Regions from separate parts of the Mus musculus genome. Here all the other regions are linked to region 1. Evidence: chromatin loops called from intact Hi-C (ENCODE). Cell type or tissue: left cerebral cortex. All regions are shown on one strand. Region 1 overlaps Gtf2h2 (general transcription factor II H, polypeptide 2). Region 2 overlaps Bdp1 (B double prime 1, subunit of RNA polymerase III transcription initiation factor IIIB). Region 3 overlaps Bdp1 (B double prime 1, subunit of RNA polymerase III transcription initiation factor IIIB). Region 4 overlaps Cdk7 (cyclin-dependent kinase 7). Region 5 overlaps Slc30a5 (solute carrier family 30 (zinc transporter), member 5).

The links. Peaks named below come from ENCODE experiments on the same cell type or tissue, not always from the same donor. Only the 100,000 strongest peaks of a DNase experiment are listed, where the experiment ranks them.
Region 2: a loop joins it to region 1, with 4 times the contacts of the local background. A loop is called at or near these places in 5 of 42 quality-filtered maps.
Region 3: it touches region 1 in a loop (5-fold over the local background); 5 of 42 quality-filtered maps call a loop at or near these places.
Region 4: it touches region 1 in a loop (2.7-fold over the local background); 5 of 42 quality-filtered maps call a loop at or near these places.
Region 5: a loop joins it to region 1, with 5 times the contacts of the local background. A loop is called at or near these places in 4 of 42 quality-filtered maps.

The regions. Positions count from the first base shown.
Region 1 is chr13:100,486,242-100,491,241 of GRCm38, reverse strand. Gtf2h2 (general transcription factor II H, polypeptide 2) reads left to right here. Exons shown (of 16, transcript NM_022011.4): 2 at 1,078-1,166; 3 at 1,682-1,759; 4 at 2,070-2,106; 5 at 2,307-2,393; 6 at 4,718-4,768. The coding sequence starts at 1,111. Among named protein-coding and RNA genes, the nearest start is that of Gtf2h2, 3.9 kb to the left of the region's middle. In left cerebral cortex, no CTCF peak of the experiment used is centred here; DNase peaks (open chromatin) are centred at 577 and 2,825; H3K27ac peaks cover 343 bases.
Region 2 is chr13:100,062,801-100,067,800 of GRCm38, reverse strand. Bdp1 (B double prime 1, subunit of RNA polymerase III transcription initiation factor IIIB) reads left to right here. Exons shown (of 39, transcript NM_001081061.1): 14 at 245-336; 15 at 1,735-1,924; 16 at 3,312-3,442. Among named protein-coding and RNA genes, the nearest start is that of Bdp1, 39 kb to the left of the region's middle. In left cerebral cortex, no CTCF peak of the experiment used is centred here; no DNase peak of the experiment used is centred here.
Region 3 is chr13:100,055,206-100,060,205 of GRCm38, reverse strand. It overlaps Bdp1 (B double prime 1, subunit of RNA polymerase III transcription initiation factor IIIB), which reads left to right. Exons shown (of 39, transcript NM_001081061.1): 18 at 536-717; 19 at 1,261-1,480; 20 at 3,866-4,047; 21 at 4,903-5,000. Among named protein-coding and RNA genes, the nearest start is that of Mccc2, 42 kb to the right of the region's middle. In left cerebral cortex, no CTCF peak of the experiment used is centred here; a DNase peak (open chromatin) is centred at 2,307.
Region 4 is chr13:100,712,883-100,717,882 of GRCm38, reverse strand. It overlaps Cdk7 (cyclin-dependent kinase 7), which reads left to right. Exons shown (of 12, transcript NM_009874.3): 6 at 201-311; 7 at 1,264-1,382. Among named protein-coding and RNA genes, the nearest start is that of Cdk7, 16 kb to the left of the region's middle. In left cerebral cortex, no CTCF peak of the experiment used is centred here; no DNase peak of the experiment used is centred here.
Region 5 is chr13:100,802,632-100,807,631 of GRCm38, reverse strand. Slc30a5 (solute carrier family 30 (zinc transporter), member 5) reads left to right here. Exons shown (of 16, transcript NM_022885.2): 14 at 872-1,098; 15 at 3,642-3,770; 16 at 4,171-4,984. The coding sequence ends at 4,341. Among named protein-coding and RNA genes, the nearest start is that of Ccnb1, 19 kb to the right of the region's middle. In left cerebral cortex, no CTCF peak of the experiment used is centred here; no DNase peak of the experiment used is centred here.

The sequences.
Region 1 (5,000 bases):
CTTCTGTATTTGGCAGGCACTGGCAGAGCCTCTCAGGAGGCAGCTATATCAGGCTCCTGTCAGCAAGCTCTTGTTGGCATCTGCAATAGTATCTTGGTTTGGTGACTGTATATGGGATGGATCCCCAGGTGGGGCAGTTTCTGGATGGTCATTCCTTCAGTCTCTGCTCCGAACTTTGTCTCTTTAACTCCTCCCATGGGTATTTTGTTCCCTCTTCTAAGGGCTCATCCTTTTAATTTTTTTACTTTTTTGGTTTTCGAGACAGAGTTTCTCTGTGTAACAGAGCCCTGGTTGTCCTAGACTCTGTTAGTAGACCAGACTGGGCTCGAGATCCACCTGCCTCTGCCCTCCTGTTTCTGAGTAAAAAAGCCAGTCCTGCTTCTACAGATACCTGTCTTTTATCTTTTATTTCCGAGTCACCTCCCATCAGTTCCACCATGTCCAGGCAGAACTTTACTTTTATGTTCACAGTGGTGTTTGAGGGGCTTGAGTCTCATTGTGTAGCCCAGTCTGGGCTTGAAGAGGGAAGGGTGCATCAGCATGAGAGGCTCAGGGAATAACGTTCTGGCTTTAGTTCCCTGTCTGCGGTTTCAGATAGGAACTGTCTGGGCTGACAGCTATTCTTGCACATGGAGGATAGGATGCTGAGTAAGCATTTGCCAGTCTGAGGTATTTTTACCTTTTAAAGACAAACGATCAAGTTTTCTGAGGCAAATGATGACTCCGTGGGAAATATACAGAATTTAATTAATAACGTTATATTGTAGCAGGTTTCATAAAAAGCCCCTTAGGACTAGTCTCTAATCTTCTGACTTTTTTTTTTTCTTTGAGAGAGGGTTACTTTGTGTGTAGCCTTGGCTGTCCCGGAACTTGCTCTGGAGCTCACTCTAGAGCTCGCTCTGTAGACCATGCTGGCTTGTGCCACCACTGCCCAACTGAGAATTTTGTATTTTCATAGAATAGTTACTGAATACACTGCAAGAATAAAATGACCTTGCATTCTGATATTTTAAACTTTGTCCCTAACTGTTAAGTAATTAGGTTAATTGGTGATCTATTTTTTTTTTTTTTTTACAGAGTTGAATAAGCATATATATCATTATAAGCACCATGGATGAAGAACCTGAGAGAACCAAGCGGTGGGAAGGAGGCTATGAGAGAACCTGGTAAGTTAGATGTAATTGGCCGTGCTGTAGATACTGTCTCTTTCTCTTTAACTTCAGTTTTATTAAAGTGTGTTTCATGTGTATTAAAATTCAATATATCTCAGTTGACAACCCAGTGAAATTCTTTTGAAAAATATTTACTGTTTTGTATAACTCTTGCCATAAACTACTTTTAGAACAGTAAATGAGGGCAGTAAGTGCCTTTATACTCATTCCGTCCCCACCACCTGTACACACTGTCATGACCTACAGATCACCTTTCCTGCCCATTTGATGTAAATTTCACAGCTCCTTCATGTTGAATGTGCTCCTTTGTAATTGCTGGAGAATATCTCTATACTCTTATGCTACATTTTGTGCATTCATTCAGCATTTGAGATGTTTTCATCAACTTCCAGTTTTTTGTTATTATGGATTGTGCTGCTGCGAACATACATATACAGATCTTTGTATGTTTTACTTTTTATTGGATTAGTATTTTTAGCTTATTTCAAACTAATAAATATTGCTTTCAGGGAAATTCTTAAAGAAGATGAAACTGGATCACTTAAAGCTACAATAGAAGATATTCTCTTCAAGGCAAAGAGGAAAAGGTATGAGCTGCTTTTGAGAAAGAGTTACAAAAGGAAAAGAGGTTCTCGAAGCCTTTCTGTCCCTCTGTGACCGTCCTTCATATTTCTTTTTAACTGTGTGCTTAGGGAAGCTTACCACAATTGTCTGACTAGGGGTAAAGAGCTAGCAAGTAGCCCTTGCCCCCAAGAAAAGTGGTCTCCAGAGACTACCCATGATGCCTTTAGTTTTATGTATTTCAAAAGTTAATAATTAATGAAAAAGACACAGATTGTTTTATTGAGTTTTGGTAGCTGTGATGTTCAATTAACTGTTTTTTTATAATTTTAACAGAGTGTTTGAGCACCATGGACAAGTCCGACTTGGAATGGTATGTTAGGAATTTTTCTGTTAGTTTGTGCAGAACTAGTTTGGATCAGAGAAATATTCTGACTTGACAGAATAAACAGTGAAACAACAACCTTTTAAACGAATAGATTTAAAACTTATGCCTAGAATATTTGAATAGTAAGTAATAATTTTGCTTCTTCCTCAAAAATGTACTTGGACATTTCTCCTTGTTTTTGGTAGATGCGCCACCTGTATGTGGTGGTGGATGGATCGAGAACAATGGAAGATCAGGATTTAAAGCCCAATAGACTGACTTGCACTTTAAAGGTATAGTAGACTCCCTAAGTTTGTGCTAAATGTAGGGAAAGGGTATATACATATGTATAAGTAAAAATATATATTATATAACAGTTTAAGAGTACAGGAAATTTTGTTTTGCTTTTTTTTCCAATTAGTAACAAATGTTAACTGAGTAGAAATGTTGGTCCCGTGTTCTGCCTCTCTGCTGGTTGTATCTGGACACAGCTGATACACAGATAAATCAGCTCAAGGAGGGTTGGGCAAAGTCTGGGGCGGGGAGTCCGGAATCTGGGTCTCCCTTTGGGGCATCAGAGCAAGGCTAGGAGGGGAAATCAGGGCCTGGGACAAGCAAGATTCCAGGCTGGTTGGGAGTGAGTGCAGAGTGCAGAGTGCTGAGTGCTGAGTGCAGAGGGGTGGGAGTCTTAGTGTGGGCGACGTTCTTCCCTGTGGTGCAGCTGCTCCGTGAAACGGCTTGCTTGTTCATGGTGTTTCATTGGGGGTGGATTGGCTGCATAGGCTTTGTTCTGGGTGATCCAGGGATTGTATAATTTTGGGGATGGTGGTGAGAGTCTCCAGGAAGGGGCATCTCATTGGCTGAAGGCAAAGGATGCTGAGGTGCCTCTAGCATGGAGAGGTGTTCTAGGTGCCGTGCTGTGTGACTGGGTGCCTGTGGTCACCTCAGCTAGGGGTCGTGGTTACGTGTTCCAGAGCAGGCATTAGAGGCCCCGGGGCGGGGTGGGGGAGCAGCCCCAGTCCTGCTCTGAGATTCCAGGGGTTTGAGCACGCCTCACTTTTTCTTATGCTGGGCTGGAGGCACTGTCCACAGACTTTACACCAGATCATTTCTAAAGTGACTTTTTATTCCAAGAACTAGTCTATAAATATGTGTTGAATTAATCCTCCAATAATTCAAACAAACAAACAAACAAACAAACAAGCAAATGGGCTGACAGGATGGCTCTGTGCTTTAAGGTTTGCTGTGCAAGACTGACAACCTGGCTTTCACTAGTTTTTCTTCCAGGCAACCCTGGCTCAATTTCCAGCACCCATATGGAACTTCCTAATTGTCAGGAACTCCTGTTCTAGAAAGTCCAACACCTAAGCATCAGGCACGTATATGCACAGATATACATGCAGGCAAGATACCCATATACATGAAATAAAATAAATAGGTCTAAAAAGAAAAAATGGTGAAAGGAGAAAACCCATTACCTCTAGAAAGTGGTCCTCTGACCTCAAGTGTGCCTGGTCTACAAAATGAGGTCTAAAATGAGCCTGAGCTACAACAAAACAAAGAACTTGAAAAAGTGGTTGTCTTGGTTTATTATTTCTCTAAATCAGTGGTTCTCAACCTTCCTAATGCTGTGAACTTTTATTACAGTTCCTCATGTTGTGGTGACCCCAACCATAACATTACTTCATTGTCACTTCATAACTGTCATTTTGCTCTAATGGTCTTAGGCGACCCCTGTGAGAAGATCATTCAGGCCCCCAAAAAGTTGTGTCCCACAGGTTGAGAACTGCTGTTCTGAGGCTAGTTACTCACCTCTCCCCAACTGACTGTTCATTCTCCTTTGACTTTGAATTTGTTTTTTCACCTTAACAACATACTAATAATATTCCAACTTATTTATTTATTTAGTTATTTAGTTTTTTCAAGACAAAGTTTCTGTTTAGTCCTTGCTGTCTCAGAACTAGCTCTGCAGACCAGAGACTCAAGAGATCATCTGCCTCAGTGCCTTGTTTGTTTGATGCCTGTTTTTGATTCTGCTGTCACCTCTCTCCTCACTGGATATTTTTCTTATTTATGTTGTTTTAGACAACTCCAAATGGATCCATTAATTTTTTTGGTTTTGAATTTCACGATGAGATCTTGCTGTGTTTCCTCAGCTGACTTTAGACTCCTTGCCTCAGGAGACTCTCCTGTTTCAGATTCCCCTGTAGCCAGGGTAGCAGGTGCCTGCTGTGTTTGATGCGGCTCATCTTTAAACGGGGCTGTGTCTGTCTTATCACCCACTCCACATGCTTTTACAATTGAACATTTTCACAACGTGTTTACAGTTATGACAATCTGAGAGAGCTGGAGTTACATACATACCTACAATCCAGTGCCCAGGAGGCAGCGAGAGGAACATCTCGCCAAGTTCAGTGTCGGTCTGCTCTAGGAGTGAGGTGAAGCTAGCCAGGGATGCATAGTGAGACACTGTCTCAGCTCACACCCTTGTGTCCCCCAAAGTCATGAGAAGCCCTGCTCCATAAATAGGTTCTACAGGGCACTGGCGTGGCGTCTGCTACTGCTGTTTTGCCTTTTAATTTTATTATTATGCTGCCTTTTAATTTTATTTCAACAGTTGCTGGAATACTTTGTAGAAGAATATTTTGATCAAAACCCTATCAGTCAGGTATGTAGACAAATGAATTCAGAACTAGATTCCTATTTTGCTGTCAAATATAGTTTATTTTTCTTTTAAAATGGGACATATATTCTTTGAAGTATTAAGGGAACCAGATTATGTACCTATTTTTGGTATACTTAATATTGAAGAGCAAAATAACTCTAAATGTTAAACATGTAGTATGTCTTATTAACGTATAGACAGTTTATAGCTAGATTTTTCAAAAACACTATGAGAA
Region 2 (5,000 bases), 420 kb after region 1:
TTTCTTAGAATACAGTCTACGATGATAGTCATGGTCAGAGAATATCAGTATTTGAATTACTCTTGATGTTGGGAAGGGCCTTCCAACCATGTAAGATTATGTGTTTTGTTATAGTCTCATCAGTATTTAGGGTGTTTAGAAAATTGCCTTGTTATTAAAGCACTCAAGATTAGTTTGTTTTTAATTCCCATTCAGTGGAATATTTTACTGTAAGTAGCTTAAATGTAAAAAATTACATTTACAGAATCACATGGAAAAAGAGACCATGAATGAATCTGAAACATCTGTAGCAAAGAATACAGACGGAGAGAGCCCAGGTGCCAAAACTGTGTCTGAGTAAGTACTTGCGAAGAAATGACCTTCAGGAATGGTTGTAATTATCAGGGTTTTTGTTTTTAATAAAGTCAGATTTTTCAACTATGGTACATCAAGTCTACTTTCATTATAGATAGTAGTAGGAATTTTTACTAATGTTCTCTGTGCTTGGTATTATAGATAGAAATGATGGTGTGGGCAGAGCTAGGGCTGTATCTGACTGCCTGTCGTAATCTGTCCGGAACCACACATACAAACCAGGCACGGTGGTGTGTGCTTTCGATGTCAGCACTAGAGAGAGGGAGAGGGGAGAGAATCAGGCGTTCAAGGTTATCCTCATACACAGGATAGTTTTGCGGTCAGCCGGTCGGTCATACAGGAGACTGGTCTCACAAAGAAGTAAAGCTCCTAGATCATTGTACCGCTGAGTTAGTGGTTTTGTGCTTCCTTCAGTTTACTAATAAGTCTTGTCAAATAAATAAGATATATGTTTGTGGATAGTTGTATTTGAAGTGATTTGATTTCTAAAGGAATAATTAACTTGATAGGATAGCTGATCTTCAAATATGGTTGTGATCAATAGATTCTGGACTATTCAGTGGGATGCAATTCTACAAGTTAGCACTACTTCTCTGGCATTAAACAGTGATGTCCTGAAAGAAGTAATAGTATCACATGCTCGGCAGATATAGTTTTTTTCCAATTTTGAAGTGAAATTTTGATGCTTTTTAAAGATGGTTTTATTGTGTAACATTAATGAATACAGCAAATGACATTTTCTCAGATGGGAATTGAGGCACAGGATAACATTTTCGTTGATTCTCCTGAGAACCTTAATATCACCTATCATTTGGAGAATTCACTTTCTTACAGTGTCTATGACAGATATGTCTGTAAGAGTCAACAACACTGCTACTGAAGAACAGTTGCTGAGGTGTTTTTCAGGGTCTTTCCTCAAGGTTCTCACCTATTTCTTCTAAAGCTTGCAGTTGACCACATGTTTCTTCATTTTCACACACAGGGTCCGGCTTGGCGGTATGGTTTATGTATTTATATGCAATGTCCAGAGAAGGGTGGTGATAGTGTTTGATTTTCTCACCAGCTGCTGTCAGACTAAGTTCTGCTGTGCACTTACATTTCAGAGGGATTTCAGCTCATCATCGGTGATAGGGAAGGCGTTGGCACAGGCAGATTGGTCTGTTGGGAGGGGATGGGGTGGTACCTGGTCATGGTCTACAGCTAGGCTTCCAGGACTGTCTGCCTTCAAGAGTAAAGTGTGCATGTGTGGTGAATATCTGTCAAGATATTCTTGTGGATACTTGGGAAGTGCTTTGTATTTAACATGATTGATTTATTTATATAACCAAGCAATGTTGTGACTTTTCTGTAATTGTTACTTTCATTTCTTTGTGATTATAGTTTGAGTGAGAAATCCTGTGTACAGCAGGATAGTCAGGCAAAGGTTTTAAGACCTACCAGACTAATGAGGAGTCGAATGCAAAGACCAAAGCCAAATGTAGTGAAAGCTGCAGAAAGGAAAGAAATTCTCACCTCACAGGAAAAATTTGGGGCCCATGTAGAGAAAAGTGAAGATGAATCCTGTGTTGTGGTAAGTAGATTAATTCTGATAACATTTATTGAGCAAGTATATATGTCTTATTGTAAGTCTTTTGTTCTTTTAAAATAAGCTTGTGTATGTTTTATTACATTTGTGGCTAAAATCTCACATTGAGGAGTTTTGTTTATGTTACATTATTTGAGATATTTGAGCATTGTGCATGACTCTTTTATATTACCTTTTTATATTTCAGTCAGAGTCTAATATTGGCTTGCTCACATCACACTCCATATTTGGACTTGGCTTTTCCCTGTGCCTGAGACTGCACCCAGGTTCTCAAGCAAGCACTGTGCCCTTGAGCCACATTCTCAGCCTCCTTTTAAAAAGATAGTCATATATGTGAACTTTAACATTGGCTTAAATACTGGAAGTGTTTAAAGAATAATTCCAAAAACAGAGATAATGATTTGAGTGTGTGCATGCACCTGCGTGTGTGCTTGTGGTATGTAAAACACCCAACCCAAGACCTCTTTCCAGCTAAGAAGGTACTCTCACTACTGAGCTATCTCTGGTTCATGGAGTTGTAGATTTTTTCATATACTCCTTTGAAGAAACCAGAAAGTTATCATGACTTAAGATTTGGTTTCTTTCTGCTATAATTCTCTTTTATATTTTGGTCAGAATCTAAATATATTTATATATATAGTTAAATATATTCAATATACATATATTTAGTTATATATACATGTACATTTAATTTTATATATAATTGAATAATAGGTTATATATTTAGACAAATTCGTGGCTGACTTCCAACTCACTGTATAAATGAGGATAACCTTGAACTCTGATCCTCCTGCCTCCACCCAAGTGCTAAGACTGTAGACATGCCACCATGCCCATTGAGCCAAGGGCTTTGTGCTTGCTAGGCAAACGCTCTTACCAACTAAGCTACATCACTATACCTGTGTTTAGTTATATTTCTTATAGTCTCTAATGTACTTACAACACTAAGTATTTAGAAATATAAACACTGGAGGATTCTGGTGATGCGATTGAAACAGACTGAAATAAACAAGTCTGAAACATTGCTTTATGTGTGGACAGACAAGAATGGGACTTTGAGACATGGTAGAGGGAATTTCTTAGGTAGCTAAAAGAAAAACATTAAACGGTATTTTAAATTTATTTTATAATTTTGTCATTTTTTAAAAACCATTTTACTTTTACTCAAATGAGATGGGATCTTTTGTAGTTGGGTTGTTCTCACATTCCCTTTGTAGCCTTGACTTGTTTGGGCCTGTGATCTTCTTGTGTTTACCTCCCAAGTGTTGTAGTACAGTGTGCAGCTAACCCTGGCTAGCATGTACTTTTCAGTAAAGTTTTTGAAAGGTTTGTGTTTTATTGTGAAATGTAAAATATGAACTTTGTTATTAAGATTCCTCCACAAACGGAAAATGAGTCACATAAAAACTTGCAATGTGAAGATACTGTGTCAGAGCCTGGAAGAAAGGACCCTTTTGAGAATATTCAGCCTGATCAGCCCCAGGTTCTTAGTGACTGCCCAAGGTAAGCATCACTTTACCAGTTGCAGTACAGCTTTAGAGCTCAGTGAGTTGTTTCAGACAAATCAAGATACTCTGTATTGTGTTTGAGGAGAGGCCGAGTGCATGCATGCACAGCGTGCTGTGGAGGGCAGAACTGAGCCATCTCACTGACCCTACAGAAACAAACCACCTTGCCTCTGTGTGTCTCAGTTTATATTGTGTCTATAAATAACTAAGGTGCTAGAGAGAAGGCTCAGCTGTTAAGATTGCTTACTGCTCTTGCAGAGGAGCCAGCTTCCATTCCAAGCCCCATACCACCCAGCATGACTGATTGCATTTCCAGTTCTAAGGCATTCGATGCCCTCTGGCCTCTGTAGGCCCTAAGGGTGGGGGTTGGCAAGGTTGTTCACTGGATAAAGATGTACTTGTTTTCAAGTCTGATGACCTGATTTCGATCTCTGGGTCTCATGGAGAAAAGCAGAAGAATTGCTGCCTATACATTGTCCTCTGATCTCCATGTGCATTTGGGGGTGCGTGCGCCCCACCCTCATCTCGGGTGTAGCACTCAGCAGTCACTTATGGAGAACACTTTGACAAGGTATGAGTCTCTGACGTACCTGTTAATCAATGCAGAAAGGAACTCCTCTGCCCAAAGTTGATAGCAGCCCTAATAGCTATGTTTAAGCACAAATATGCAGAAGATAGGTGAATACCATATCTGTTTAGGGGAACAAAGAGTACAAGGTTCCTAGCTGGGCCTATACCCTTCTCAGGGATGGGCTTTTGAGCAGATTTACAGTACAAAGCAGGAATTCCCTCCTGTCACTTAGGCCAAGATCCAGTTAGAAAGTGATTAGTTCCCACACATGGCTTGCTGTGTCAACATGCCCACGTACATGCGAAGGCACACACATCTATTTTTTTTTTTTTTTAAACTTGTTTATTTTATGTGAGTACACTATAGCTGTATAGATGGTTGTAAGCCTTCATGTGGTTGTTGGGAATTGAGTTTTTAGGACCACTGCTCACTCTGGTCAACCCCAGTCACTCAGTCCCTGCTTGCTGCAGCCCAAAGACTTGTTATTATACATAGGTACACTGTAGCTGACTTCAGACACACTAGAACAGGGTGTCAGATCTCATTATGGGTGGTTGTGAGTCATCATGTGGTTACTAGGATTTGAACTCAGGACCTACGGAAGAGCAGTCAGTGCTCTTAACCACTGAGCCATCTCACTAGCCCACACACATCTATCTTTATGACACTATTGCACCAGTGGGCACACCTTGCCAGGTAGGACAGTATTGTAGCTTCAGGGTTCACTGGGTAGGACCATTGATGACTTTCTTCTCCAGTGTGTGCATAGCATCATCCCACACTATGAAAAGTAGGCAGCAGGGAGGAGGTTTTCTGCTCAGTTCCAGTTTGGTTTCCTATGTCCTGCAGCCAGAGTATGTTGTGTCTTCAACAATAGGGTCTGACCATTCAGTTACGGTGAACAAGCAAGAGCAGTGGTGATAGCTTCTGTTGTTTAGGGGCCTCAGGAGTCTCCTGCCCAGTAACTCAAAGTATCTCACAT
Region 3 (5,000 bases), 430 kb after region 1:
GTCCTAATATTTTTTTTAAGTTCTTGAAGTACCTTTTTATTCACTTAAAAATTTCAAAAGATTATTTTTCTAATTATGAGAAAGTTACTAATCCTAATGGCAGTTTGAAGTTACTTATTTAGATAAACTATGTTTACGAAATTAGCCTAAATTTGTACTAACCTTAGTTTAAATATAGGCTAAAATTTTATTTCCTATGGTCATATAAAATATATATTTTTATTCTCCTCGCCACATTAATGACTACTTTTAAACCTTTTAGTAAAAAATTCCTGTTGTTTGTAGTTCATACTCAACTGCATTTTTGAGGATTTCTTTTTAACATGTGTATATAGATGATTACATCTGTGGTTTAGAATAGTCAAAATATACAATGTGAAGGGAAGGCATTCCTAAAGTCTAACTTTTAATATTTGTGGGGTTTATATTTAAAACATTTTTAAATCACTGTTTTAGGAATAAACCTTTGTTTAAAATGTGTGAAATGTTTATAGAATTTCTGTTTAAGATGATATATTATGATTCTTTTCTCCAGAATATTAGCAGTAAAATATCAGTGATGCCTACACTTGTGGAAGAAAAAGAAACTACTGACAAGGACATATCCAGCCACTTAGGTCATGTGGAGTCTTGCTCACAGAATTTGGGACGCCATGAAACAGACCAAGGGATGCCGCTTCCAGATGCTCTAGAGCGGTTTTCAGATACTAACTTAAGGTACAAGTGGATAGGTCTGTGTGCCTTTAAAGAAAAAGAATGTAAAGTTCTGTTTGCAGATTATGTTGAAATAAGTGAGCTTTCAAGCCGTAGTGTGTATAGGGTAGTGTTACAAGCTTTAAGGTCATTTATGGGAGATGGGGAGAGAGGATTAAGTCTATCTTGATAGCCAGAGGTGATACTTATTAACAAATTACATGTAACAAGTATTTAGAAATGAACATGGCCTGGATTGTTCAACTCGGTGTTTTTCAGAATTTAATGAATAGTTCCATTTTTGTCTTCTTAAAAATTAGAATTAAGCAGATATGATGGTACATACCCACAGTCCCCATAATTGTTAGGTGGAGGCAAAAGAGTGAAGGAGAATTGAAGGCCGGCCTGGCTTATGAGAGCATATTCCAACCCAGCCTAGGTTATATAGGAAGACCCTGTGTAAAAACAAAACAAAAGCAATTAGAAGGTTACTGCCAGTCTCTAAGTTCCACTCACTTTCAAACTTCAGCACTTTCTGATCATGTTTATTAATGCTTTTTCCAAAAGCAAACCTCTTCCTCAAGAACAGCAGCCACTTCAAGTTAAACCAGCTCCCTTTCTGAGAAGTCGATTCAAAAAACCAAAACCAAACCTGTCAAGAGCAGCTTTAAAGAGAGCAACCATAGAAGCAGAGCACTGTGTGCCTGGGAAGAAATCCGAAGCCTGCAAAGTGGAGGCCGCCATGCTACAGCAGGACAGTGACCAAGCTGCTCTCTCTCCTCAACATGTGAGTGAGGATTAAGGTGGAGGTTAGGTTTGGGGAGTTTTTCTTGTTATTATGGTTATTAAACCATTGCAAGTTCTTGTAATTTTTACCATGGATGGTGTTCTATGCTTACCGTCATCATTCCATATAGTTTATGTTAACTATCTGGTGTCTGGTAGGCAGGTGTGGGTACATGTGTTCAGGATGGCAGCTAAGATATTTTAGACTCTACTTGACATTTGGTTATGTCACCACAGCCAAGTAATGTAACAGGTTCCTCTCTAGGAAAAATGGGAATAACATCGCTTTATTCCATTCTGTTACTAAGGTAACATGACAAATGAAGTGCTAGGCATGAGTTGAAGGAAATACTTTGTCTCATTAACTGTGTTTATAACAAGTTAAGATTGTATGTTAGAATTTAAACAGAATTAAAATTGAAACGTTAATATTAAAATCAGTGGTTCTTTGTTTCCTTTTTGTCCTTGTAGTCCTAGGAACCTTGCAGATGTTGGGACAGCTTTCTGTCATTGAGCTAGATCCTCGCCTTCTTTTTTTTTGGGGGGGGGAGGGGGGAGTTTCGAGACAGGGTTTCTCTGTGTTAGCCCCGGCTGTCCTGGAACTCACTCTGTAGACCAGGCTGGCCTCGAACTCAGAAATCCACCTGCCTCTGCCTCCCAAGTGCTGGGATTAAAGCTCAGCTTGATCCTCAGCCTTCTTAACTTATAAGCTCTCTCGAGTTTGCCCAGGCTGGTTTGAGCTAACCTAGGGTTTTAAGACAAGCTCTCTCGAGTTTGCCCAGGCTGGTCTGAGCTAACCTAGGGTTTTAAGACAAGCTCTCTCGAGTTTGCCCAGGCTGGTCTGAGCTAACCTGGGGAGACCTTGAACTTGTGTTCTTCCTGCCTCCCAAGCAACTGGGTCACAGCTCTACACGCCCGGCCGCGCTTAAGTGAATGTGTTGTGTTTTTTAACATTTAGTTGTTTTTGTAGGATCTGCCTGCATGTTTGTCTGAACACCAAAGAGGGCATCAGATTTCACTACTATAGATTGTTGTGAGCCACCATGTGGTTGTTGGGAACTCCCGACTTCAGGAAGAGTATCCAGTGCTCTTAACTGTTGAGCCCATCTCTCCAGCCCCAAACTGAATTTATTTTAAAGTACCCTTTACAATTAAAATTCATATTTTGCATTTTAGAATAATTTTCTTGTTTTGTACTTCCTCCAACTTTGTAAAGTTAAGCTACTTTTTCTGTTTTATGTGTATGGGTGTTTAGCCATATGTACAGTACCCACAGAAGCTAGAAAGGGTCCTCAGATCCCCTGGGGTTGGATTTTTACAGGTGGTTGTGAGCCACCACATGCTTGCTGGGAATAGATGCCGAGTCTCTGGAAGAGCAGCCAGTGTACTTAATGGCTGAGCCATCTCACCTGTCTGATAGAAAAACTGCTTTTATGAAATACTTTTTGTTACAAAATCTTTAATTTTAAGAATTATGTCTAGCCGGGCGTTGTGGCACACACCTTTAATTCCAGCACTTGGGAGGCAGAGGCAGGAGGATTTATGAGTTCAAGGCCAGCCTGGTCTACAAAGTGAGTTCTAGGACAGCCAGGGCTACACAGAGAAACCCTGTCTTGAAAAACCAAAAAAAATTAAAAAAATAAAAATTATGTCTGTAGTTCAAAACAAGAGAACCCCATATCCTGTTTCTTTCTCCTCCCTAATTAATGTGGCAATTGTGACTATATACATGTAGATGTATATAAGCGTTACACGCCACAATGCCATCATCCCTTAGCAGCTGATATTTCCATTTCATACAGTATTTTAAACCTCTTTTGGGCTTAGGACAAAGAAGAAACTTCTTAAAGTGGTTATATGCTGGAATATATAAGGTTAAGCTTGGGCGTGGTGCAGCGTGCGCTTTGTAGTTGTAGCTATTCAAGAGGATGAAGCACAAAGTGAGACCCTGTATCTTCATTGTGGTGGCACTCAGGGAAGTAGGGAACGTGAGTCTCTTGAGCTCCAGGCCAGCCAGACCTATACAGTCTATCTCAAAAGGAAGGAAGAAAGAAGAAGAAATTCAGATTTAGTTCAGTGGGTAGAATGTTTCTCTTGCATGCATGAGGACCTCATTTCAGTACTCAACAATGTCCTCCCCCCAAAAAAATTTAATTTTCTATGTTATTTCAGTGTTTTGTTCATTTTTCATTTTTTCTATTGGATAATGGTCCTGAATAAGTCATAGCTTTGTTCATGCACGTTTCTGTACTTGTGTAAATGTTCTGTAAGGTGGGCTCTAGAAGTAGAAGTGCTGCGCAGCAGACCCCCCTTGTTACCCACACAGAGTGGTTGCGTTAGTCTTACATTAATGCTTTGCCATTGGTTTTTCTTTTTAAACGTCTAGAATGTACCTTCCCTGATGGCATCAAGAGAAAATGATAAATCCGGTCATGAGGAGGAGGAGGAGGCTGCGATACTACCATGTACACAGACTGAAAAGGATGCTTCACCGCCAAATTCAAGTGAACCTAAAGAGGGTTCTCAGTTAACCCCAAACCAGGAAAATGGCTTACTTGTTCCTATTGGGTAAACAGTGATACTTCCTTAAAAATCTAAACTAAGAGAGGCTTTTCTTTGAAATATCTCTTTATTTAAAAAAAAAAAAGTGGATAGAGAATAATTTGTCTAACTGATAAGGTAGACCACTTAAAATGAAAAAATAGATAGAATTGAACATCTTTTAATGATGTATTTATTTATTGTTAACTGTTTATAATTTATGAAAAGTAGCACATTAAAATATATATGTATTATAAATTCTTTGACTTTTAAAAAGTTGGCAAAATATATACATAAAATAAAATTTACCACTTTTAGTTGTACAAACAAAGTGACATAAATTATTGTTTTATGGGCAGCACCTCTGTCCATCCATCCATCCATCCATCCATCCCAGAACACTGTTTTCTTTTTCATAAACCTTTCAATGAAACTTTGCATTCTCTAAACATCAACTTCCACTCTCCCCTTCTCCTCTTTCTTTGGTCCTTGGCCTCTGCCATTCTGTCCTCTGACTTTTACACATTTTGTTAGGCACACCATATAAGCTTATTAACATTTGAGAATTGAATGAGCTTCCTCTGCCCAACTATCTCACCCCTTATTTATTACTCTTGACTGTGCTAGGTTTTAATCTAGAACTGTACACTAGCCGTGGCCTTGCCTTCCATTTTGCTACATCTCAAACATGAAATAACTTTTCCCCCCTATGGCTTTCCTAACTTTGATACCATATTTTTGTAGTGAGAAAATACTGTCCTTGAATAATTTGAAAAATATTTTTATAGGAGTTTATTAGAGGAAATTCAAGGTGCATGTTCTTAGAGTTGTCAACTTCTTGTAGTCAAACTCCCTCTGCTTCCCCCTTGTTCTTTTTTCTAGGACTCCCATGATGAATACGGTCACACAAGAAACAAGGCAAAATGTTGTCCAGACAACTCTCCCAGTGAGGGGTCGACTTCAGAGACCAAGACCAAATG
Region 4 (5,000 bases), 230 kb before region 1:
ACCTGCCTCTGCCTCCCAAGTGCTGGGATTAAAGGCATGCGCCACCACGCCCAACTCATACAACACTTTTTAAAGGAGAGTTGGATATTATACCATAGAAATTCTTGACATGAATATATTAATTTTAAATCAGTAAGTTCTTTGCTAGAGCTCATTTGGAATAATGAAACATAGCTGCATATTGCCTGTCTATTTTATAGGTTATTATAAAGGATAACAGCCTTGTGCTGACACCATCCCACATTAAAGCCTACATGTTGATGACTCTTCAGGGCTTAGAATATTTACATCAGCATTGGATTCTACACAGGGTAAGATTCTAAGGAATGATCCATCTATCTGTGAGAGTCTTGCTTTGTATTCCAGGAAGGCCAGGAATTTGCCTTGCGGCCCAGTTGGCTTCAAATTCATGGTTTTCTGCTTTAACTCCTGAAGGCCAGAAAGTTGTGGGCATTTTTACCACATCTGACTTTTAATGTTGCTGCTTAAGTTTGATTAAACTTTTTGTCAGTGGTCAGTTGGAGTTTTGTTTTACGTATTTTAAGTGCATGTGTCTGTTAGTGTGAGTCCAGGTGCATGACTAGTTGGGTGTGTGCCACAGTACATTGTGGCAGTCAGATGAAAACTCCCAGGAGTCACTTCTCTTCTGCCACTTTGAGGGGTTTATGAATCAAATTAAGGTCATTACATTTACTGCAAATGGCTCTAACTGATGAGCCACCTTGCCAGTCCGACGGTGGTTTTGTTTTGACTATAGCACCTCCCCTGTAACCTAGGCTGGCTCTGTGCTTATGAGACTACTGGTGCATGCCGTCATCCATTTTGATCTCTCATTGTCTAAGGTCCCCTACTACCCTTTGGTTTTTAAGACAGAACTCAATCTGTAGACCAGGCTGGCTCTGCCTCCCAAGTGCTGGGATTAAAGGCGTGCATTACACCCAGCTTTGTTCTCTGAGTTTTAAAGTTAACTGGTGCTGGGCCATAGCTCAGTTGGTAAAGTGGATGCCCAACGTATATGAAGCCCTGGGGTTCAGTCCTCAACCCCACATTTGGTAAACCCTTAGTCCCAGCACTCTAGCGTAGAGGCAGAAGCATCAGAAGGTCAAGGTCATCTTTTTGATGACAGTGAGTTCAAAGCCAGACTGGGCTACGCTGTCTTGATTACCTAACTAAGTAAGTAAAGCAACCTAACTAAGTGTATCCATGTGTTGTTTTCCTCTAATCCTGCTTCATTTTGTTTGTATTGATAACTGCTCGATACAGGATCTGAAACCAAACAACTTGTTGTTAGATGAGAATGGAGTTCTGAAACTGGCAGATTTTGGCCTGGCCAAATCATTTGGGAGCCCCAATAGGGCTTACACACATCAAGTTGTGACCAGGTAAGAACACAGAATTGAGCAGTCTTCTCTGAAATAACTTTTCAGAACTTAGGAGTGAGTCACACTTGCTATGTTCTCAGAATACAGTCCTTTTTATATTATGTCTACTTTATCACAGTAAAAAACACATAGCTCTTTCTGACAGAATCTAACTCAGTCCTTCAACTGGATATTTTTGCTAAGCTAAGTATTGAGTGTCCCAGTAACTTTTTTTTTTTTTAATTCAAAAAATTATTGTAAACTGGGCATGGTTTTGAGCTCATTTAATCCCAGCACTTGGGAGGCAGAGACAAGGTGGATCTCTTTTGATGTCAGTCTGGTCCACAGCATGAGTTCCAGGACAGCCAAGGCTGTTATGCAGTAAAACACTTGTCTTGAAAAACCAATGCATATAGGTAGCCTGGGTAGCTAACCTCAGGATATAACATGGTGTCTTGGACTTGCTAGGCAAATGTTTTATTTCTTTTGTGTATATGGGAGTGAGGGCACTTGTGTGTATAGAGGCCAAAGGACAGCTTTAAGTGTGGTTTGGTTCCTTGAGAGCTGTCTACACTCTGAGTGTTTGTGCGAATGTGTGCACGCATGTGCCTGGGTGGGGGGAGCTGTTGTTCAAGTATATGGGTGCTTATGTTTGGTGACTGAAGTTGAAATCAAGTGTGTTCAGTCTCTCTCCATTTTACATAGATTCAGTCAGTTTAACTACCTGGCTTGTTGTGGGCAGCCCTATCTCCCTGAGCACAGGAGAACTACCAAGATAGCCCGGCATTGATGTGAGTGCTGGGAATCCAGAATCCTGTTCCGAGGCTTATACAGCAAGCACTTTACCCACTGAGCCCAGCCCTCCACCGTGGTTTTTGAGATAGTATCTCATTGGGATCTGGAGCTAGGTGATAGGCGCGGCTTGCTGGCCAGAGAATCAGGATCCTCCTCCTCCGCTTCTCCAGCCTTGGGAGCTGGGATTAACCTCAGGCCTGCATGCTTGATGGGGATGTGTGGTGGAATCTAACTGAGCCATCTGCTCCCTCAAAAGTACTCACACACAGTTTAGCTTCATACACAGTAAATTTTGAGAATAAGTAATTTATTTTGCCTTTACATTTTAGTTAAGATAAGCTACAACTTCTATTTCAACTTTATTTATTGGCCTTGTTTATTACATTTATCAATACTGATCTTATAGCATGTATGGATATAAATTCTCTATTCAAAGCATTAATATTTGCATTTTATGTTATAAAATGTTGTGGGTGGTGTTCATAGTTTTGATGTGTCAAAACAGGAAATAAAAAAATAATCCCATACTAAAAACCCCCACAGATTTTATAATTGTCATGGTGGCTTTGTTTTCTTTTCTTCCTTTTGAAATGGGGTCTCATATAACCTAGGCTGGCCTCAGACTCTGGTCTGTCTCAGACTCTATCAAAGGACGAGTTTGAACTCCCCATCCACTTCTCCTCCATATTGGATTGACAGATGTGTCAACAAGTCTGATTTGCATTTGCTGGTTTTGTTTGTTTGCTTGTTTTTTTGAGACAGGGTTTCTCTGTGTAGCTCTGGCTGTCCTGGAACTCACCCGTAGACCAGGCTGGCCTCTGCCTCTCAGGTACTGGAACTAAAGTTGTGCACCACCACACCTGACCTGCATTTGTTAATTCCTAAGATTTTTTAAGGATCTGAGAAAAATTACAGATTCTCCTATACATTATTTTGCCATCTTCTTCCAAATAAATATTATGAGTATCAGTTGCCTGAGCCCTGGGTAAGAAGAGAGGATGTGAGCTCTCGGAAGATTTTGACAGTGGGTTACCAGAGTGGACATCATTGATGAAGCTGACAAAAATAGAGTGTTAAGAATAAAATCCTAGATTTTAAAGGTCATGGGGCTCTTTTTGGTCGTATCTCCTTGGCAATTGACTGTGTCAAGATGAAGCCAAACACCTCTTTCCTAGCCTCTTGTCGTCAGAGACTTGTTGAAGTGGATGATGGAGAACCTCATACTTGCTGTGAGATGCCCATGACCACAGATGTGACTGTTGATGTTCTGAGTGAAGAGTGGAAGGAAGGGTCATGAGGTCCGAATCAGTGATGGCAACAACAGACAGGGTTCTTCCATGAAGCAAGGTGTCTTGACCCATGGCAGAGTGTTTCTGCTGTTGAATAAGGGGTGTTTTTTAAAAAAATTTTTTATTAGATATTTTCTTCATTTACATTTCAAATGCTTTCCTGAAAGTCCCCTATACCCACCCCCGCCACCGCCCTGCTCCCTTACCCGCTCACTCCCACTTCTTGGCCCTGGCATTCCCCTGTACTGGGGCATATAAAGTTTGCAAGACCAAGGGGCCTCTCTTCCCAATGATGGCTGACTAGGCCATATTCTGCTACATATGCAGCTAGAGACACAAGCTCTGGGGCTACTGGTTAGTTCATATTGTTCCACCTATAGGGTTGCAGACCCCTTCAGCGCCTTGGGTACTTTCTCTAGCTCCTCCATTGGGGGCCCTGTGTTCCATCCAATAGATGACTGTGAGCATCCACTTCTGTATTTGCCAGGCACTGGCCTAGCCTCATAAGAGACAGCTATATCTGGGTTTAAGGGGTGTTGTTACAGACCAAGGAGAACTGGAGAAAGGAAGGGCAAGTCTTTTTATGGTTGCATTGTAGATACCAATCTGAATGTTCTCAACTTAGTTACTGTATTAAAAAAAAAGTGGGGGTGGAGTGAGCAGGATATTCCTGGACTTGAGAGATACTCCTGGGCCTCTGAGCTTGCAGCCCACAAGAGAATCTAAAAACTTTCAGTCTCCAAAGATGTCTGCCAGTATATGGCTTGAAAGCTCTTAAACAAAGAAGGTAAAATGCCCAGGACCAACCAGGGTACCTGAGATGCAGTGCCTTGATACTCCATGTGTCCTACAACACACACACCAGTGTGTTGCTCTGGCACAGCAGCACACCAAGAGGAGCAGGAGGAAGCTGCAGAGGAAGCTAAACTTCTGGTCAAGAGAATGAAGGAAGTCAAAGATGCCGGGAACAGATTGCCAAGAGACATAGACTCTCCTCCCTGAGAGGGCCTGCTTCTAAGTCTCAGCTCACCCAACAATCTCTAATTCTACCAGATAAATGATCAGACCCTGGAAAACAAAAGTAGAGGAGAAGTTTAAACAAAAGTTTAGGGGCCAGATGCAGTGTCAAACCTGAAATACTCAGCACTGGGAATGCAGAGGCAGGAGGATCAAGAATTCAAGACGGGGCTGGAGAGATGGCTCAGTGGTTAAGAGCACCGACTGTTCTTCTGAAGTTCCGGAGTTCAAATCCCAGCAACCACATGGTGGCTCACAACTATCCATAATGAAATCTGATGCCCTCTTCTGGAGTGTCTGAAGACAGCTACAGTGTATTTACATATAATAAATAAATAAAATCTTTAACAAAAAAAAAAATTCCAGACAGGCCTTAATTATAGTGATCTCCGGACCAACTATGCAAGACCCTGTTTCAAAAAAATATAAAAATAAATGTAGGCTAATAAAAAATTGAAAAAAAAACAAAAAAATGTAGGGAAGAATAAGAGAGAAAGAATTGGACATAAGTGGCTTTTAGAGAAATAATGGGAAATAT
Region 5 (5,000 bases), 320 kb before region 1:
ACACACTAATAGTCCTCGTACACACAGTAATAAAGACAGGGTTTTTTCCAAAGAATGCTTTGATTTACTTCAAAATTTTTGTAAGAAGTAATAACCTTTAAGAAAAAAATTTTTTCAGCTGAGCGTGGTGGTGCATGCCTTTAATCCTAGCACTCAGGAGGCAGAGGCAAGTGGATTTCTGAGTTCGAGGCCAGCCTGGTCTACAAAGTGAGTTACAGGACACCAAAGGCCACACAGAGAAACCCTGTCTCAAAAAAAAAAAAAAAAGAAAGAAAGATTTTTTCAAATACAAACTTGACTATATCATTTACTAAAAGATCTTTCTAAGATTATTAAAAATACTCGATTTTTTTAAACTATATAAATATAACCTTTTAAAAGACAAGATCTTGCTGTGTAGCACATTTAGCCTTGAAGTACATATGTATTTTTTAGAGACAGGCTCTTACTATGCAGCTCTGGTAGCCTAGAATTCTCAGAGATCTGCCTTGCCCTTGCCCTCTAAGTGCTGGGATTAAAGGTGTGTGCCATTGTGACTGCCAATAAATAAAATTATTTTTAAAAAATAAGAAAAAATTGACTCAAAGTTTCAGTACATGGCTCAGTAGTAGAACTCTTGCAAGGCCCTGCATGCGAGAGAGAAAAACAAAACAAACTTGCTTCAAGCCATGAAATATCCATGATATTTGCTTCAAGCATCCTTACACAGTCTGTACTTGCAAGTCCTTGACAGCGACTATGTTTGCATCACTGCAAAGGGCCAGCTGCTAGAGGGGCCTGGTACTGATAGGAGCCAACAATGCTGCTAGAATGGGTAAGAGCTAAATCAGATCAACTTTAATGTCTTATGCCCCTAATGTTTTATTTGTAGGTGTATTTCTCCATGTGTTGGCAGACACACTGGGCAGCATCGGCGTGATTGTGTCCACAGTTCTCATAGAGCAGTTTGGATGGTTCATTGCTGATCCCCTGTGTTCTCTTTTTATTGCCGTGTTGATATTTCTCAGTGTGATCCCACTGATTAAAGATGCCTGTCAAGTTCTACTTCTGAGACTACCACCTGACCATGAAAAAGAACTGCATATTGCTTTAGAAAAGGTAATTTCCTCACTACTCACTCTGTCCTTTAAAAATAGCACTTAAAGTTGAATGAATTGATCTAACAAGTAGTATGCAAGATATAAATTAATAAAATACAATTTAATTTCATAAATTAAATAGATCCAGACTTAGTAGCCTATAATCTCAGTTGCTTTGTGAGATGATCAGAATTTAAGGTCAGCCTAGGCAATTTTAGTGAGACTGTCTGAAAATAACTAGAGCTAAGGGCATAATGCAGTGATCAGTAGAGTCCATGCCTACATGTACAAGCTCTAATTCAACTGGAGCTATTGGAAAGGGAGGGAGTCAGTCGGAAAGAGTGGGAGGGAGAGGAAAGGAACAGTGCGCAGACAGGTGCTGAGGACATGGATAGGCTGAAAACAAAGATGCTGACTTTCTAACCTCACTTCAGATGTTGGGCTTAGAATTTTGGTTTTTTGTTTTATTTCTGTTTCTTTTCAGTATTACTTAAAATAAAAGTGAGCAGGGCATGATGGGAGATGTGCTCCCAGCACTTGAAAGGTGGAAGGAGAAAGATCAGAAGTTCAAAGCTGTCTTTGAGCTACACCACCCTGTCTCAAAAAGAAAAGACAGGAAGCTAGGGGATGACTCAGTACTCAGTAGAGTGCCTGCCTCTCACGCCTGAGGATCTGAGTGCAGTCCCCAGAACCCATGGAGATGTTGAAGGAAGGCACGATAGCGTTACCTGCAGTCTCAGGGGGTTGGGACAGCCTGATTTGTAAGCTGCACACCAGACATCCTGGTTTAAAGAAGGTGGAAGGAACTTCTGTACATACACACATACACACAGAGACACACATAAAAAACTTATTTGAAAAAGTGCTTGAGGGTCCGGGAAGATGGCTCAGTAGTAAAGAGCTCTGGTCGTCCCTAGGTTCCCAGCACACACCTGGCAGCTCACAACCGTCTGTAACTCCAGTTCCATGAAAAAGAAAAAAGTGCTTGGGAACAAAGTAAACCAGATACAATGAGCAGACTCCTGTTTTGTGATTATAAACTTCTAGAACGCAAAACTAATAGTATATCCTTTCACAGGGTTTCTCTGTGTAGCCCTGGCTGTCCTGGAACTCACTCTGTAGACCAGGCTGGCCACGAACTCAGAAATCTGCCTACCTCTGCCTCCCGAGTGCTGGGATTAAAGGCGTGCGCCACCACGCCCGGCTTTTTTTTTTTTATTTTTTAGCTTCAGATTTGCAGCAAATCTTCCTCAGCTTCCCAGGACTGCAGGCATGTGCTACCATGTAGGAGAGTAGAGCCTAAAAATGAGTTGAACAAAGCCTCAGACAATAGGCAGCTTTATTTAGGGCATCAGACAGTTTATACTGTTGGGGTTAGGAGACACATGCGAATGTTTCTCTGTAGGGGCATATCAACAAATAACACTAGCCAGTGGTCATGAGTAATCTGAAATACAGGAAACTCACTCTTTCTGCCATGCCTGGGAGTGGCATGAAAGTGCATTCCGTGCACTCTTCTGTGTGTTTGAGGAGACTGAGGTCACAGACTAGGGTCTGCTTCTCTTGGAGTCTTCTACCAAGCACATGTGATTCCCCTCACACAGACCAGGGTGTGACATTGAAGAGCAACAAGTGCTCTTGTTGAGGACCCAGGTTTAGTTCCCAGCACCCAATGGCAACTTGGTTGTCTACAACTCCAGTTCCAGGGGATCCAGTGACCTCTTCTGACCTTCATGAACACTGAACACACAAGATATACATACATACATACACACACTTAAATGAAGAAAAAAATACTCATACACATAAAATAACAATAAATAGATCTTTAATAATCACAAATAAACCCATTGCAGAGAAGTACAACAAAATATAAAAAAGAAAAATCAGATGAAATCTTATAACACATTTTAAGTTGTTTCACTACATAAAAATGCTTAAAGAGGTTGCTCAGCAATTAGAGCACTGGCTGTTGTTCAGGGAACCTACATTCGATTCCCAGCACCCACATGGCAGCTCCTAAAAGTCTATGTAACTCAGTTCTAGAGGAGCCAACACCCTCTTCCGGCCTCTTGTGAACACCAGACACACAAATAGTGCACAGACACATGCAGGCAAAACACCCATACACATAAAAGAAAAACAAAAATATTTTGGAAATTAAAATAGCAAAATACTGTTTGGTAAGCTTTTTCCACTTAGTATCCTATTGAAAAAATGATACATTTTAGTGGCAATATAATATTACACTTATTTAGCCAGTTTTCTGTAGTTGATAATTTAGCCAATCCTGTTGTGTTGAAAACTGAGGATATCTTTTAAATCTGTCACTTCTGTAACTGTGTGTGTATGCATGTTTATCAGTATACAGAAAGCTATAGCTCATTAAATACGCTCAGGAAACAGAATAAATGAAATATGTTCTATATGTCTTAAACAACGTTACTACAAGCTGTCTGTATCCTGTTTTCTTCTCTGGCCTTACTATAATAATTTATAGACCAAATTATCTGCATATACTTTATAAAAATCACTTATACCACCTCCCCACTTATTTCGCAGATACAGAAAATTGAGGGATTAATATCATACCGAGACCCTCATTTTTGGCGCCATTCTGCCAGTATTGTAGCGGGAACAATTCATATACAAGTGACATCTGAGGTGCTGGAGCAGAGAATTGTACAGCAGGTAATTCTTGTTTGTGATAATTCATGTGTAAAATTTATACACCATATGGCTTAGTAGTTTGCTGGGCATAGCGGGGCTTGCCTTTAGTCCTTGCACTCAGAGATACAAAAGCAAATGGAGCAGTGTGAATTGCCATCCTGCAGTCTTTTTTTTTTTTTTTTTTTTGGTTTTTCGAGACAGGGTTTCTCTGTATAGCCCTGGCTATCCTGGAACTCACTTTGTAGACAGGCTGGCCTCGAACTCAGAAATCCACCTGCCTCTGCCTCCCAAGTGCTGGGATTAAAGGCGTGCGCCACCACTGCCCGGCGCAACCTACAATCTTAAGACCCTGTCTTAAAAAAAGAAAACCTGCACTAAATACATTATTCTGAATTCTTTAATTTTCTGAATGTCTTAACAGGTTACAGGGATACTTAAAGATGCAGGAGTAAACAACCTAACCATACAAGTGGAAAAGGAGGCATACTTTCAGCATATGTCCGGCCTGAGTACTGGATTTCATGATGTTCTGGCTATGACGAAGCAGATGGAATCCCTGAAATACTGCAAAGATGGCACTTACATCATGTGAGACGCAGCCCTGCGGCATGAACAGTGAACAGCGGAGGTCGGATGAGGTGATAATGTCAGAGCAGAGTGAAAGTTGCACATAATTGTACGAAAACTTTTTAAGCTCCCTACTGTTAGATTAAGGAGTCTGTTTTAAAAGAAAATTGAGATGCAGAATGAAGCATTCATTGAATAAGAAAATTGTCGCTCTGTTTGAATTATGTGCTTGAAAGGAATCTTGCATTGGAATGAACATGATGTAACCGTACACATCATCTTCAGGAATGGACGCATAATGATGGATTCTGGTGAAGACCAAAATTTCTTCTGTGCATTTACTCTCAGTCAGGAAGCATCCCCACTGTAAATATGTATTTACATGTTTATTACAAAGACTCAGATGAAGTTTTTAGTCGATTTTTTGCATATCTGAAGGACAAAATGAGAATAAAATTCTATATTTATGAATTTTCTGTATATAAAACTAATTTCTAATTATAACTTAAGTCTTTAAGTACAAGCTGTATATCTACTTGAAATGTAAACTATTCAGGAGAAATTACAACCACTGATTTGAGATAAAGAGAATAGAGAACTATGATATAGTTCTTGGTGTATTTCAAGATTTAACCACTCCATTAAATAAATTTTTTTTATTTTTGGTAGTATTTGCAAATGAAT